Linked DNA regions of Homo sapiens: region 1 is linked to region 2. A link is an interaction called in ENCODE POLR2A ChIA-PET data of the cell type or tissue named here. Cell type or tissue: MCF 10A. All regions are shown on one strand. Each heading gives the region's core, and the rest is flanking DNA. Links, peaks and the distances in the headings are about the cores only.

What was found. ChIA-PET counts read pairs that join two places held together with the same protein. Peaks named below come from ENCODE experiments on the same cell type or tissue, not always from the same donor. Only the 100,000 strongest peaks of a DNase experiment are listed, where the experiment ranks them.
Region 1: POLR2A ChIA-PET joins it to region 2 with 7 read pairs; 4 of 35 experiments call an interaction of 5 or more read pairs at or near these places.

What each region holds. Positions count from the first base shown.
Region 1 is chr1:211,920,982-211,928,710 of GRCh38, reverse strand. No RefSeq gene overlaps it. Among named protein-coding and RNA genes, the nearest start is that of LPGAT1-AS1, 94 kb to the right of the region's middle. RefSeq lists an enhancer at 1-369. In MCF 10A, for the core only: no CTCF peak of the experiment used is centred there; a DNase peak (open chromatin) is centred at 3,430.
Region 2 is chr1:212,592,577-212,600,305 of GRCh38, reverse strand. It overlaps a transcript of ATF3 not described here. Among named protein-coding and RNA genes, the nearest start is that of ATF3, 12 kb to the left of the region's middle. RefSeq lists enhancers at 3,665-3,959, 3,583-4,062, 3,224-4,423. In MCF 10A, for the core only: a CTCF peak has its summit at 4,269; DNase peaks (open chromatin) are centred at 3,795 and 4,275.

The sequences.
Region 1 (7,729 bases), core at 1,514-6,513, 670 kb after region 2:
AGGGGAGCCCATGCCAGGCAATTGCTGGAGAGTTCATTTGGTTGGTCTTGGCAGGCCAGTTTTGTCCCTCAGGTGTTCTTGCTTTGGTGAAATTTCCCTGTTGTAATGAGCCCAGCCTACCTGCTGGGTTCTAGGGAGAAAGGACTATTATTTCCACATCCTTTGCATAAGAAGCAAAGGACTGGCCTTAGCACACAAGTGAATTCACTTATCATCCTCTGTGTGATGAAAACAGATCTCCAGATAACAGAAGCTGCATCATCACTTCTGCTTCTAAAGTCTGCATAGCAGGTCACACCCTGACCCAGCCACTGCTATCTCTGGACAGCAACTTGGGAAAACCAGTTACTCAGTAAATATGAAAAATAAAAAGTCACCTTAACAAATGCGTCATCCTGGAGTAGAAAAGCATGTTTAAACCTGCTTCCAACAGCAGAAAGGGCAGAGCCTGTAAGAAAAAAAGAATGATGGCACTAATTGGACAAAAATTTTAATTTAAAACTTGAAATGGGGGAGCACTGACCCCATTTCTCTGGAGTTTGCACATCCCAGGGGAAAGAAATAAAACATTAAATGGCAAAAAGTATCATAAGCCAAACTCTAAGATAGAATAAATTATAGGGAATATATTTGCAGCATTCATAATAGATATCAGAGTAATATCCTTAATATATAAAGGCATTTACAAATCATTAAGAAAAAGATCAGCAACTAGCATGGGAAATTGAGAACACAAAGAATCCACAAAAGAAAAAATAAAAATGACCAATGAACAGCTAAAAAAAAAAATGTAATAATGTAGCTATGAGCAGTGGGCCTGCCTGTAGTCCCAGCTACTCGGGAGGCTGAGATGGGAGGAATTGCTTAAGTCCAGGAGTTAAAAAAAAAAAAAAAGTAATAGTGAAATAAATATAATTTAAAAATGCAAATTTAAGCAATGAATTTAATTTTTACCTATTAGATTGGCCAATTTTTTTTTAGTGGTAAGTGGTGAGTTCATGTATGACATTGAGTGGTAAGTGGTGAGTTCGTGTTCTAAAGCAAACAATAACTATATTCTATGACCCTGCAGTTCCATTCCTAGTTTCTCCTAAAGAAACCTTTGCACCTGGGCATAAGAAGACACATAGGAGAATGCTTAGAACACCCCTGTTTATAAGAGCAAATGCTGGAAGAAACCCAAATATCCATCAATAGATACATAGATATATAAATTATATATTTGTATAATAGAACACTATACAGTGGTAAAAATGAGTGAATTGTAGCTACATATAGCAAGAGGCATGAACATAAAGTTGAGCGTGTGAAGTCAGTCACTCTAATTCCATTTGTATAAATTGTATGGTGTTAGAAGTCAGAATAGTGGTTCCTTTCAGACAAAGACAGTAACTGGGAGGGAGTCAAAAGGGTTTCTGGGGTGCTAGTAATGTTTTGTGTCTTGATCTAGGCATGTGCTCCCTCAGAAAATGCACCACGCTGAACTTAATATACATGCACTTCTCTAAAAAAATTAAACGAAAATAATCAAAAGATATATTTCAATTATTTTTAATAGGTCTGCAGTATAAGAAAAATCACCTCAATTGCTTACTTTCCAAGATATATTAGAGGCATAGAAAAATAATGTAAGAATACATTTTCTTATCATTAACATTCTGAAACATGAGAGGAAGCCCCTCAAAATGCAAGGCCCCCTTCATTGTATACAATATTTAGTGTAGCACGCAGGCAAATACAGGTTTACAGATTTCTAAGAAATGGGTCTGGTATCATCTCCTTCTCCTTTGTCCAGCACTTTCTGAGCTGCCAGCAGGGAAGGCATTTGAATGTGTGACATACTTCATTTACAAATTTTTTAAAGCAAGTTATAAAAGAATACATAAGTACAATTTAATTTCTATAAAGGAAAAATATGCAGAACTAAGGCACATATTGTTAAAGGATACAAGCATATGTGGTAAAACTAACTAAAAGCAAGGAACTGGTAGAGACACAGTTTAGGAAAGTGGATTCTTCTTCTGAGGAGGAGGAGTGCAGGGATGGGGTCAGAGAAGGCACAGGGGGGCTTCTAGGAGACTGGTGATATTCTAGCTCTGAAGCTAGATGGTGGGTTCACAGATAAATATCTGTGTATTCTTTACGTCCTTCACATTAGAAATATTATTTGTATGTATTTAATATTTAATAAAAACAAATTTAAAATTATTTTAAATAGACTTTTATGCCATTCCTGTTGGGGGTGGGGTGGAGTATAAATTGGTAGAGTTTTTCTAGATGAAAGAGTGGCTATGAGTGAAAAATCATGTAAAGATTATACTTCTAAGAAATTTTCCTAAAACAGTGATCAGACAAGAAAGCAGAGGTATTATAAAAATATATTTATCAAATGTGGTTTATTAAGACAAAAATTAGAAACCATCTAAAGTCTTAAAATAGAAACTGATCAAATTATACTACTCCATAAAATAGAAAACTATGTAATATTAAGATTGATGATGATGATGTACATCTGTTGACTGTCATTGAACTACATTCATGATATATTTTTTAGTAAAATAAAGTTTCAAAACATTATGGTTATGGTATGATCTAATTATTTTTAACACAATATATTTTCATGTAAAGGTACATAAGTAAGAAGGTCTATAGCAATATTAATAAGGTGATTCTTTCTAAATGGTACATGTATTACTCACAGTCAAGAAAATAGGCCCAGTGCAGTGGTTCGTGCCTGTAATCCCAGCACTTTGGGAGGCCAAGGAAGGGAGATCTCTTGAGCCTAGGAGTACGAGACCAGCTTGAGCAGCATACTGAGACCCCGTCCCTACAAAAAAAAAAAAAAGAGAGAAAGAAAGAAAAGAAAAATTAGCCAGATGTGGTGGTGCACTCCTGTAATCCAGCTCCTCAGGAGGCTGAGGCAGGAGGATTGCTTGAGCCCAGGAGATCAAGGCTGCAGTAAACCGAGATTGCACCACTGCACTCCAGCCTGGGTAAAAGAGCAAGATCTTGTCTCAAAAATAAATAAATAAATAAAAATAAGCAGAAGAAAATAATCAAAAGATATATTTCAATTATTTTTAATGGGTCTGCAGTATAAAAAAATCACCTCAATTGCTTACTTTCCAAGATATAGTACAGGCATAGAAAAATAATGTAAGAATACATTTTCTTATCATTAACATTCTGAAACATGAGAGGAATCCCCTCAAAGTGCAAGGCCCCCTTCATTGTATACAATATTTAGTGTAGCACACAGGCAAATACAGGTTTACAGATTTCTAAGAAATGTGTCTGTATCATCTCCCTCTCCTTTGTCCGGCACTTTCTGAGCAGCCAGCAGGGAAGGCATTTGAATGTTGGCAGCCTTCAGCTGCATCCACAGCCGCATCTCAGTCAGCACCACACAGCTGCCTTCTGGGGTGAGGCAGCCGAGAGGGCAGGACAGGAGGGTGTGGCCAGGGGACACCTGGCGCTGGAGTAACAGCCCTGACTGCTCTAAGCATAAGACTGCCGCTCTTGACTCAGAACCTCTCCCCATCTCACCAAAACCATCACCCACACCTCTGGAGTGTTTTTAGGTGACAAATTCACTGATCAGTAAATCACTATAAAAAGCTCTTTCCGGTTGGGTGCGGTGGCTTATGCCTGTAATACCAGCCCTTTGGGAGGCTGAGGTGGGTGGATCACTTGAGGTCAGGAGTTTGAGACCAGCCTGGCCAACATGGCAAATCCCCGTTTCTACTAAAAATACAAAAAATTAGCTGGGCTTGGTGGCATGAGCCTGTAATACCAGCTACTTAGGGGGCTGAGGCAGGAGAGTTGCTTGAACCTGGGAGGTGGAGGTTGCAGTGAGCTGAGATCACACTACTGCACTCCAGCCTGGGTGACAGAGTGAGACTATGTCTCAAAAATAAAATAAAATAAAATATAAATCAAATAAAAAAATAAAAAGCCCTTCCAACGGGGAGGCTACTCAGTCTTAAACAGTGGCCAAAGGACTCCTTAGGGTTGCTCTGTCGTTCCCCCAAGCTCACCATCTTGGGGACCTTCTTGGTGACCCGTTTCTGACCACTCCTGGTTCGTGGCTCTTCCCTCAGCCATGTCTTTCTTTGGTTCTAAAGCTCAGAAAGGCAGCTGGGCTCTGGCAAGAGTCTACTCGGTGAGGTGTCCAGAATGGCAGCGCCCAGTTGCCCTCTGTGCCCTGTCCAAACTGCATAGTAAGACACAACTCGCGGTGTCTGCGGTGGGGCCCCCGACAGCACACAGCCCTGCAGTTGGGGCCATGAAGTGGTGAGGGAGGCCGAGGGCAGAGAAAGGGCGCTAAAGAGAGGCAAAGGCACAGGAGCTGGGGACAAGAAATGGGAAATGTGCCACAGGAGTTTCCCTTTCATCTCTGTTTCCCCCCTTTTTAAAAAAGCACAGGCACTTACCTAATGGCTGCCTGTTTCCTAAATAATATCTGGATAGAAAGAAGGATAAATGATTAAATTTGAGCATAGTTTTAATATTGTTTACCCTAGAAACATGCGAATTCATTATTTTTGTCCTAGTCAATCAAACTTAATTCAGCTACATCAGTGTCCATCGAGTGCCTGTGGAGGTGAGGGGTGGGCTAGGCCAGTGAGATGCACAAAGGTGAATAAGACACATTCTTGCCCTCCATAGGTTTCTAGAAATGTCGGAAATATTCAGTAAAATACAAGCCGTGATGATACCACAGAAGTGAGGAGAGCAACAGAGAAAAAGTAACTCACTTCCAAATTTTACATCTTTATTTTTGAGGACTAGCAAGCTTTCTGATTCCATCTGTGTGTGTGTGTGTGTGTGTGTGTGTGTGTGTGTGTGTTTTACTAGAGTCTATGTATTTCCATGTCGTGTTTTCCTGTGTTGTGCTGGCCTAGAATGGGCAGTTGCTGTGGCTGATCTTGGGTGCGCAGTAGCAGTGGTGGTGGGCTTCCCTCCAGGAGGCTGCCATAATGGGCCTGCCTCCCCAGACAGCTCCCTTTCCTTGTGCTTCTGTGTCCAAAATTCCCAATTCCTGGGAGAGGAATCTGGGCAGGTCACAGCATGAACATGACCACCTGGAACTATCTAGGGGTGTGTGCATCAGAAGTGCAGGGGAGGTTGTACTGGCCCCAGAGAAGAGCAGCTGAGCAGATAACCCACTGCAATTCGGAAGTATATACTATCGTTTCCTGTAAGTGTATCTTTAAGTCACTAACATGTGACAGGCAGAAGGCATGGAGGTGCGCAATGATTGCCCTCATGTTTTACATTGTGTGGCAGATCCATTTGTTTTATCTCTTTCTGCAGTAAAAAGCATCGTGTGATGACTCCCTGTTAAGTGACAGTACACCTGACTGCCGAGTCACCTTTTCAGATAAGGTGTGTTCCCCTTTTATTAGGTGCTATAAGGAGCAGTATTCAGATGCTCAGTCGTTTACCTGGCAACCACTTACTGGGTAGCAACTACATGCCTGATACGTGATTGCTTTGCTTGAGGAACCCACAGTCTAAGGTGCTTGAGGAACCCACAGTCTAAGGTGGGAGTCTGTGATATATAGAGCAGCAAAGTGACATGAGCCATTAAAAATTAAAATCTGTCTTCTCTTTCAACTGCTTGCCTACATTACAGATGAAATGCAAGGAATACCTACTTCCAAACAGACAAGCACAAGCCTTCTTAGTTGGGACCAAGCACAGCTGGCCACTGCAGCAGCAGGCACAGTGACAAATATTCATTGCAAGTGTGAAGAACCCTCATTACACTTTTAGGGATATCAGAGAGAAAGAACAGGTCTATTTCCTACCCCTGGGAGGGAGTGGAGAGTCTCATGGAAGAGATAGGCATATGTGCAGATGATCCCAGAATTTCCACCTAGGAGGGACACAGGGGCTTCATTTACTTGGGAAGGGGCAGGCTTGGGGACCTGGATTGTTGTGTTTTCACAGGACTTTACCTGAACTGAGAAAACGCCAGATGCTCATGACAAAGAAGGAAGTGTGTGTGTGTTGGCGGGCATGGGATGCTGATGGAGATTAAGAGGAGATGGCTAAGGCCTCCAACCCTGCTCTTGAAGGCAGCACTAGCCATAGGTAGAACTACATCATACATATAGGAAAGAAACATTGAAACATGCACACGGGAGTCAGGGACCTCGGCCTTAGGTGCCAGCTTTGCCGCTGGCTGGAGCAGGTCTTTTTTCTCTCTGGGCTGCAGTCGGGGGTCCTCTGGGATGCCCCTGTGCTTCAAGAGGCTCCAAAGACAGATGTGAGACAAGTGTGATATGCAGCAGAACCAAATAAACCTTGTCAAGCCAACCTCAGGTAAGGGCTGCTGCTCACTCAGCTTGCCTGGTCAGGACACGTGACCTTGATTTCCATGGCCTGGTAGAACCCAACCAGCCCAAATGAACAGAAGAGTTACACAACTGAGGAATGTATGTAGACAACAAAAGAAGGAGGTAAAAATAACTCAATCTGCAGGACTAAAAGATAGTTGCATTGTTTAATCATAAATTTACCCAACTAACTACTGATACGTGATCTGATGTGATATATGATTTGACATGTGCTCTCAATTCCCTTACTTAGTAGGAAACTGGAAAATACTTTTTTTTGACATAAGATCTCGCTCTGTCACCCAGGCTAGAATGAGGTGGCACAATCATGGCTCACTGCAGCCCTGACGTCCTGGGCTCGAGCAATACTCCCACCTCAGCCTCCTAAGCAACTGAGACTAACAGGTGCACACCACCACACCCAGCCAACTTTTTTTGTTGTTTTTGCAGAGACAGGGTCTCACTATGCTGTCCAGGCTGGTCTCAAGCTCCTGGGCTCAAGCGGTTCTCCTACTTTGGCTGGGATTACAGGCAATCCTCCAAAAGTGCTGGGATTGCAGGCATGCGCCACTGCGCCTGACAGGAAAAGACTCTTGAGCACGACTGAGAGATGGGTGTGGGGTGCAGGGTTGTATGTGGAAAGAGAAGAGAGGTCAGGGTCACTCCAAAGTGTCTGGCATCCCAAATCTGCCAATCACCAATTGTGCAACTCGAGGGATACTACTTGGGATTACCGGACCTCAGTTTCCTCATTTGTAAATTGGAGAGAGCCTCCTTGGTGGTTGTGAGGACTAAATGTTAACATAGATATAAATTGTGTAGCACATACTAGGTGCCTAAGAACAGTAGCTACCTGCTTCATTCTTGTTTCCAATACATTATTCTTTTTTTTTTCTTTTTTTGAGACAGCATCTCGCTCTGTCACCAGGCTAGAGTGCAATGGCGCGATCTTGGCTCACTGCAACCTCTGACTCCCTGGTTCAAGTGATTCTCCTGCCTCAGCCTCCCGAGTAGCTGGGATTATAGGCACACAACACCACGCCCAGCTAATTTTTGTATTTTTAGTAGAGATGGGGTTTCACCATGTTGGCCAGCCTGGTCTTGAACTCCTGACCTCGTGATCCGCCCACATTGGCCTCCCAAAGTGCTGGGATTACAGGTGTGAGCTACTGCGCCTGGCCTATTCTTCCTCTCACATGTCCCATGTCAACCTGGGTAACAATGTCCTTTTAAGATTTACAGTGTCTAATTCTACATGAAGAAAATTCTGCATTAGACACTTGTCCCAACTCTTGGACAGAGGCCTGAGTCACCATACCCAGCATCTGCCTGCTGAGAGAAGACAATACTGTATGGCCACGGGGTCCCAGCTAAGTGACGGGTCT
Region 2 (7,729 bases), core at 1,907-6,906:
ACTCTGTCCCCAGGGACAAAGGGAGGGGGTCTGTCAGTGGCAGATGGACACAAACAGATGTTTTTCAGGAAGACTGCTGGTAGAGGGCTGAGGGTGGGCTGGATGGGAGAGGAAGATGCCCATGGAGGGCCATCAGGAGGCTGCAACACTGGTCAGGTGAGGCCATCGGAGGCCAGATGAACTGTGAAGATGGTGGTATCCCCACTCTCGTATGTTGTTCACTCAAAATAAAAATTATTCACAAAACACAATGCTCTTATGTGTACTGAAATTAAAATAGCCTTTTTCCCCTGGATCTTTTCATTGCAAAATTCAGGATTGCTTTATTAAAACTGAGCTTCCCTCACTTTCGGGGGCCCTCCCCATTACAGGTACCCTAAGCAGGCATCTGATCAGTCTTGGGAGTACAGCAGTGTTGCCTCACCTGAGGCAGGGCTGGTAAGGAGAACAGGAGGGGATGATTTTGGGAAACTTCTAGGCAGACATCTTTGGATTTTGGCAGAAGCTTGGTGTTAGGATAGATGGAGAGGGGAGGAATGCCCCTATCTCAGATGTTATAGAGCATAGCATTGGGGTGGGAAGGAACTGATTGGGTATTGTAGGCAGTAGAAGTGGGAAAAGACTAATAAGGGCATTTCGGGACAAAATGCTTAGCAGTGGGATGTCAAAGAAGGGAATGGCCCCTAGCCATCAGCATGTTGGGGATATCAAAGTAATGGAAAGACTCAGAGGAGAGAGGAGAGAGAGGGAGGAAGAAGAGCCAGGTTGGGGCCTAAGGCATAATGTAGGAGTCAGTGTGGATTATTGGAAATTTACGGATAATTACCAAGTACCATGAAAATCTACCTCACTGGTTCACAGCTGTAATTTATGCTTTCCCTCAGGCTTTGGATAACAATATTTATTCCAGCTAGCTTTCTGATAAAGTGATTAATGAAGACCAGAAATGGTCCCTCAAGAACCAGGAAAAGCCAATGATCCTCAGCCTGACATAGTTGAGAACTGACAAACTAGACACTTATTTAAACAAGTCTTTTTTCAGTGCTATGCCACTATTTTAAAAGATATTCACAAAGAGATTACAACTTAGGGAATGCTGTAGAGATAATGTGGGTTTTAAATGCAAGATACATATCATCTCACCCCAGTTAAAATGGTTTTATCCAAAAGACAGACAATAACAAATGCTGGTGAGGATGTGCAGAAAAGTTAACCCTCGTACACTGTTGGTGAGAATGTAAATTAGTACAGCCATTATGGAAAACAGTTTGGAGGCTCCTCAAAAAACCAAAAGTAGAGCTACCATATGATCCAGCAATCCTACTGCTGAGTATATACCCAAAAGAAAGGAAATGAGTATATCAAGGAGATATCTGCACTCCCATGTTTGTTGCAGCTCTGTTCACAGTAGCCAAGATTTGGAGGCAACCTAAGTGTCCATCAACAGATGAATGCATAGAGAAAATGTGGTACTTATACACAGTGGAGTACTATTCAGTTATAAAAAAGAATGAGATACTGTCATTTGCAACAACATGGATGAAACTGAAGGTCTTTATGTTAGGTGAAATAAGCCAGGCACAGAAAGACAAACATCATATGTTCTCACGTATTTGCAGGATCTACAAATAAAACAATTGAACCCATGGACACAAAGAGTAGAAGGATGGTTACCAGAGGCTGGGAAGGGTAATGGGGGTGGGGGAAGGTGAGGATGGTTAATGGGTTACAAAAAAATAGTTAGAATGAATAAGACCTACTATTGATAGCACCGCAAGGTGACTGTAGTCAAAATAATTTGCTTGTACATTTAGAAATAACTAGAAGAGTATAATTGGATTGAGATACAAAGGATAAATGCTTAAGGGGATGGATACCCCATTTCCCAAGATGTGATTATTCCATCTTGCATGCCTGTATCAAAGTATCTCATGTACCCCATAAACATACACACTTACTATGTACCCATAAAAGTTAAAAATAAATAAATTTTAAAAAGTAAGATATATATCAACACAGAACAATCATAACTCAATAAAAGCTATAAATAAACAACAAAATACGTAGAATAAGGGAAATAAAGAAATTTCCATAAAATATTAAAAGTATTTAGTTGTTGGAAGTATGGGTGGGTAACTTTTTTTCTCTTCTACTTATATATTTCTGAATTATCCCATTGTTCTATAGTGCGGATGTGTTAATTCTTAAAAGATGAAAGTATAAACTTTCATGAAGGCAAAAACTAATATTACTGTGTGTCTTTCGAAGAGTGTATTTGCCTACTTTTTTCCAGTCCTGCCATTAAGGGGTACCTAAGACTGAGATTCCATCCAAATCAAATCCTGGCTTAATTATGTATCAAGCACTCCTTGAATGCCTACCATGTGCCAGGGGCTGAGATGGAATCCAGGAAAGAATAAAATTGTTTCTAAGGTAGGAGATGGAATGATGAATTAATCTTCAATAAGCTCAGTTTTTGTCCTGCTAAACCTCATAGTGACTTATATAAGCGAAACGGAAAGAAATCCAAAGTGTACTCATCTACACTGAGAACACTGTGGTAAGTGGAAACAACACTCGGGCCAAGGTTCAAGTTCTGGTTCTGCACTAGCTGAGAAACCTGAGGTCCCTCTCTGAGGGTCAAATTCCTCCTGTGTTAGTCAAGGAGGCTGTGCTAAGGGAAGGGCTCCAGAAGGCAGCAAGAGTCTCAACCTCTGCCACTTACTGGCCTGGAACATTGAACATAAAGCTAATACGACCCACCTTGCAGGGTTGATATGGGGCAGGGGGTGAAAAGATAGATGATTGCTAGATAGATGAATGGATGGATAGCTAGCTAGATAGAGAGATAGATGATAGATAGATAGATAGATAGATAGATAGATAAATAGATGTAACTCAGTACCCAGAATATAACAACACATTAGTAAATGGGAGCTTCTATTATTATAAATTCTGAAATTCCTTACAGTTCTTCAATTTTGTGATTATAAGCGCTGTGTCTACAGTCGATGATGAAGATGATGATCATGATGGTGATATTATTTTCTAAGGGCCCCTTTTTTCTTGTCGTCATTCCCTATTGACCAAGTTTCTACAGAAGAGACACATACCTAGTCACATAAAAGTGAGTCACCGAGGAGGCCCCATATTGTCTCTGTCTGTGTTGGACATGCCTTGCTGGACAAACCACCTCTTTCTCTCAATTTCCAACACTTAATGTCTATTTTCTTATCTGAAGATTGCCCCCGCATCTTCCTCACATAAAAGTGCTGTGAGGAATAAATTCATACACTCATTCCTCGTGTATGTATTGAGTGCCTACTGTATGCCTGGCATTGTTCAAGAGCTGGACATCCAAGAATGAACAAGACAGAAAGAGGCTCCACACTGGGCACTTAGCAGATACCCCAACATTAATTTCTCCTCTTAAGCTTAATTTAAATGGAAATAAGACAGCAGTGGGAATTCAAAGAGATTCTCAATTCAGAAGAACCAGTGTTATCTCTTCAGCATTCCTTTAAAGAATTTGGGAACAAAACACTGACTGTTAACTAGCTCACCATTCATGTGCCAGAGGGAAGCCACCTTCTTTTTCCCCCTTGGCATTGGCCTTGAAAGGGGAGCCAGTGGGTGAGAGGGGACATTGTCCTTTCTTTCTGGCATATAGAGCCTTAGCTTTAACTTTCACACCCCCCACAGCACTCTTCTGCCTTGGCTCTGTTACATGTCCTGACATGTAGAACCAAAGGAAACACAAAGTGAAAATGAAACGAATGTTCCACCTGAGTCACTGTCTGTGTTTCTCTTTTATCACCAAAGCAATGAACTCCCACACAACTGAGGCTTGTTCTATTTAGGTTGTAAAACGTCATCTTTGTAATTAAAGCACACTATTATTGTTATAAAGTAAACAATTGGAAAACATGTTCTTAGAAACATCTCTCTGATTCATAAATATTTGGATGGTGAAATCACAGAAGTGGAATGCTAACCTTGCTAACACGCTAGTGATAAAGATCAGTAGGCACTTATGTTACACAGGGGAAAGTTAGCCTTAGTGTGCAGTAGAAAAGTGAGGTGGAAAATAGGAGTTATCTTGTAACGGCCATTTGGAATCATGGAGGTTTAAAAAATATAAACTATTTTTTCTCATGTTAAATTTCACTTCACTTGTGTTTATTAATTCATTGAAGGAATATTAATTCATCGAAGGAATATTTTGTTCCCACTCCACTGGGGCCACACCCCACAGTCACTTTAAGCCCCAACCACTTGAGGCGCTAGTGGTTTCATTTTCTCATCAAGCCTCTCACGTCTAACATTCTTGCCTATGATGGAATTTCCTCCTCCTCCTGCCACCCAAACCTTTCCATTTACAAAACTGCTGTTTCATTATATCTTTCAAAATCCAGTTTCAAAGTCACTTCCTTGTGTAGGTAATATAATGTTAGTCACCTCTAGGACTAGCCATGTAATTAGTGGGGCCTATTACCAAACGCAAATGTGGAGCCCCTTGTTCAGAAATTATTAAGAATGTTGAGTCAGTGACAGCAGAGCATTAAGCCAATGTGAAACTTGTTAAGGGTGGGACTGAACAGGTCATCCGGCTTATGAGGCTAGCCGTGGACGCACCTTTTCTGTGTTCCCATAGTTCTTAGAGGATATTTTTGTTTCTTGGCCATTCAGCATCTATCCATCCCAATTCGAGTAATGGTTTCCCAGTTTTCGTCCGAGAAAGCCACTCCCCGCACATTTCCGGTCCCTGTGCATTGGGTGACCAGTCAGAGCAAACCAGGCCAGGGACCACTGTGGTTGGTCCAGGAAGGGGCTCAGGATCCATGTAGAGCCACTGAGCTGCGGGAGCACCGGGCTGGGGCTGCTGGAGGCAGCTCACTAGCTGGACTTGAAGGCAGGGGGCTGTAGCCTGGGGCTGCTGAGGTTGCCATGGGCAACTGGAGAAAAAGGTTAGAGCCAAGAGGCTCTATATCAAGCTGGGTGGCAGCCACACTTTCTGCAGAGTTTTCAGCTATATGAACCGGCAAATCTCCACTTTTTGTTAAGCCATTTTGTACTGTTTTTTCTAACGAGCCAAAGAGTCCTAGGGGCTACACATCTATTTGGTCTTTATATACATATTTTTATACATGTGTTTCCCTACAGTTTTATGAACTCCTTGGGAGTGGGTATCCTATTTTGCTCATCTTACCATCCTCAGTGGTTGAGATATTATTAAAATATCCTTTTACTTTTTAAATAAATATAACTGTAATAGTAGATGGCAAAACAATAATTGACAACCCTGCAATTATCCTCAGTTTTTGTTGTGAAACTTAACCAGTCTTTAGAATCGGAATGGCTGTGAGCCCCTGCACATGTATTCAGTTCAATACATGCTAAGTCCAGGTGGCCAGGCAATCAGCCAATGGGTTAATTCTGCTCACAGGTGCTGGCAACACTCTCTTCTTTCCCCTGACCTGTAGGCCTGTAAGGGGCCCAGTAGCTTCAGCCCACAAAGCACATTCACACCCATTAGCTCCTCTGCATCTCCCACAACCCTAAAAAGGGATCAGGCGGGGCGCTTCATCTCCATTTTACAGACTGGAGATTGAAATAAAGAGTCTGGGCAGTTTCAGCAACATGCTCTGTTTCTGTCTATAGACCCAGGCTCTCTTGTACCCCTGCCACCCTCATCTGAGACTCTTCTGCCCTGTGTCTCTGCTCTGTCTTCTCCCTCCTTGCTCTTTGACCCTTCCACCCTAATAAGGCAAAATGTTTAAGAGGTAGAGTGACTTTTTAAATCTGACACCAGTAGGACTCTGTTCATCTATAAAGGCACAAAATAAGCACAATGCCAACTCTGGAAAATTGTTAGGTTTTTTGTTTTCTTTTTTGTTTGTTTGTTTCATTCATAGTCTCTGAATATTTACTTTTTAGAAATAAGTTATTTGTATTTAATTTTAAAAGAAAAATAATGAATCCCAGCTAGAAAGTTGCAATAAAACATATTCTAGTCCTTGCCAGTCTTCCATTAAATTCATGAAGCATGTAGACTACCTGGAATGTGTCTTAGCCTCATGCATCATTTCCCCAGGCCTCATCTGCAGGGGCTGCTGGCCAGCTGCTCGTCAGCTCCACCGAGCCCCGAACTGGAGGAAACAGAATTTAACTTCACAGGGAGGGCTAGACCAGACAGAGGGAAGACTTATGCTCTGGGAGTGCTTAGACATTGGAACAGGCTACCAAGGCAGGTGGGTGATGATTCCTTCCAGGTGGATGTGTGTGACTCTGAGTGAGCACCCATGTGCAGGCAACTCAAGGACTAATTGGAAATAGGGTGCTATCTTACATGAAATCTGAGAGCTCAAGAATTCCAGGAGTGGCTACTCAACATCACAGATTGAACAGGGACTTTGGGGAGTTTTAAAGATCTACAGAAAAATAAAGACAGCCCTAGGGCTAAGAATGGTGACTGATATAAATAGAGACACAGACACATAGGTATGCTTACAATCATTTACAAAGTCTTAAGAACACTTTTTTTTTTTTTTTTTTTTTTTTTAAAGAGACAGGGTCTCTCTCTATCATCCAGGCTGGAGTGCATTAGGGCAATCATAGCTCACTGCAGCCTTGATCCCCTGGGCTCAAGTGATCCTCTAGCCTCAGCCTCCCAAATAGCTGGGACTACAGGCACATGCCACCATGCCTGGCTAATTTTTTAATTTTCTTTTTTTTAGTACAGATGATCTCACTTTGGTGCCCAGGCTGGTCTTGAATGCCTGGGCTCAAGCCACCCTCCCACTTCAGCCTCTCAAAGTGCTATGGTTACAGGTATGAGCCACCACACCCAAGAACACTTTTTTTTTTTATACTTTAAGTTTTAGGGTACATGTGCACAATGTGCAGTTTTGCTACATATGTATACATGTACCATGTTGATGTGCTGCACCCATTAACTCGTCATTTAGCATTAGGTATATCTCCTAATGCTATCCCTACCCCCTCCCCCCACCCCACAACAGTCTCCGGTGTGTGATGTTCCCCTTCCTGTGTCCATGTGTTCTCACTGTTCAATTCCCACCTATGAGTGAGAACATGCGGTGTTTGGTTTTTCATCCTTGTGATAGTTTGCTGAGAATGATGGTTTGCAGTTTCATCCATGTCCCTACAAAGGACATGAACTCTTCATTTTTTTATGGCTGCATAGTATTCCATGGTGTATATGGGCCACATTTTCTTAATCCAGTCTATCACTGTTGGACATTTGGGTTGGTTCCAAGTCTTTGCTATTGTGAATAGTGCCACAATAAACATACATGTGCATGTGTCTTTATAGCAGCATGATTTATATTCCTTTGGGTATATACCCAGTAATGGGATGGCTGGGTCAAATGGTATTTCTAGTTCTAGAACCCTGAGGAATTGCCACTCTTACCAAGAACACTTATCTTTAAATGCCATGTTATCAATGGATGTATCGGGCTGGCAGCACCCAAACCCACAGATCTGTTTTACTATCTCAAGAAGTGAGACCATCAGATACAAGGGCCTCTTGCTGTGATGTAATAGAAAGCACACAGCCCACCAAAGTAGTTGAACCTGAATGCAATCCGGCCCCTAGATCTGACCATTTGTTTTTGTGAAATTCAGAGGATAGAGGAAATGGTTAAACAATGCTGAGGATGTAATCAGCCAAATCCAGAATGAGGGAAATTCTACAGGACAAATT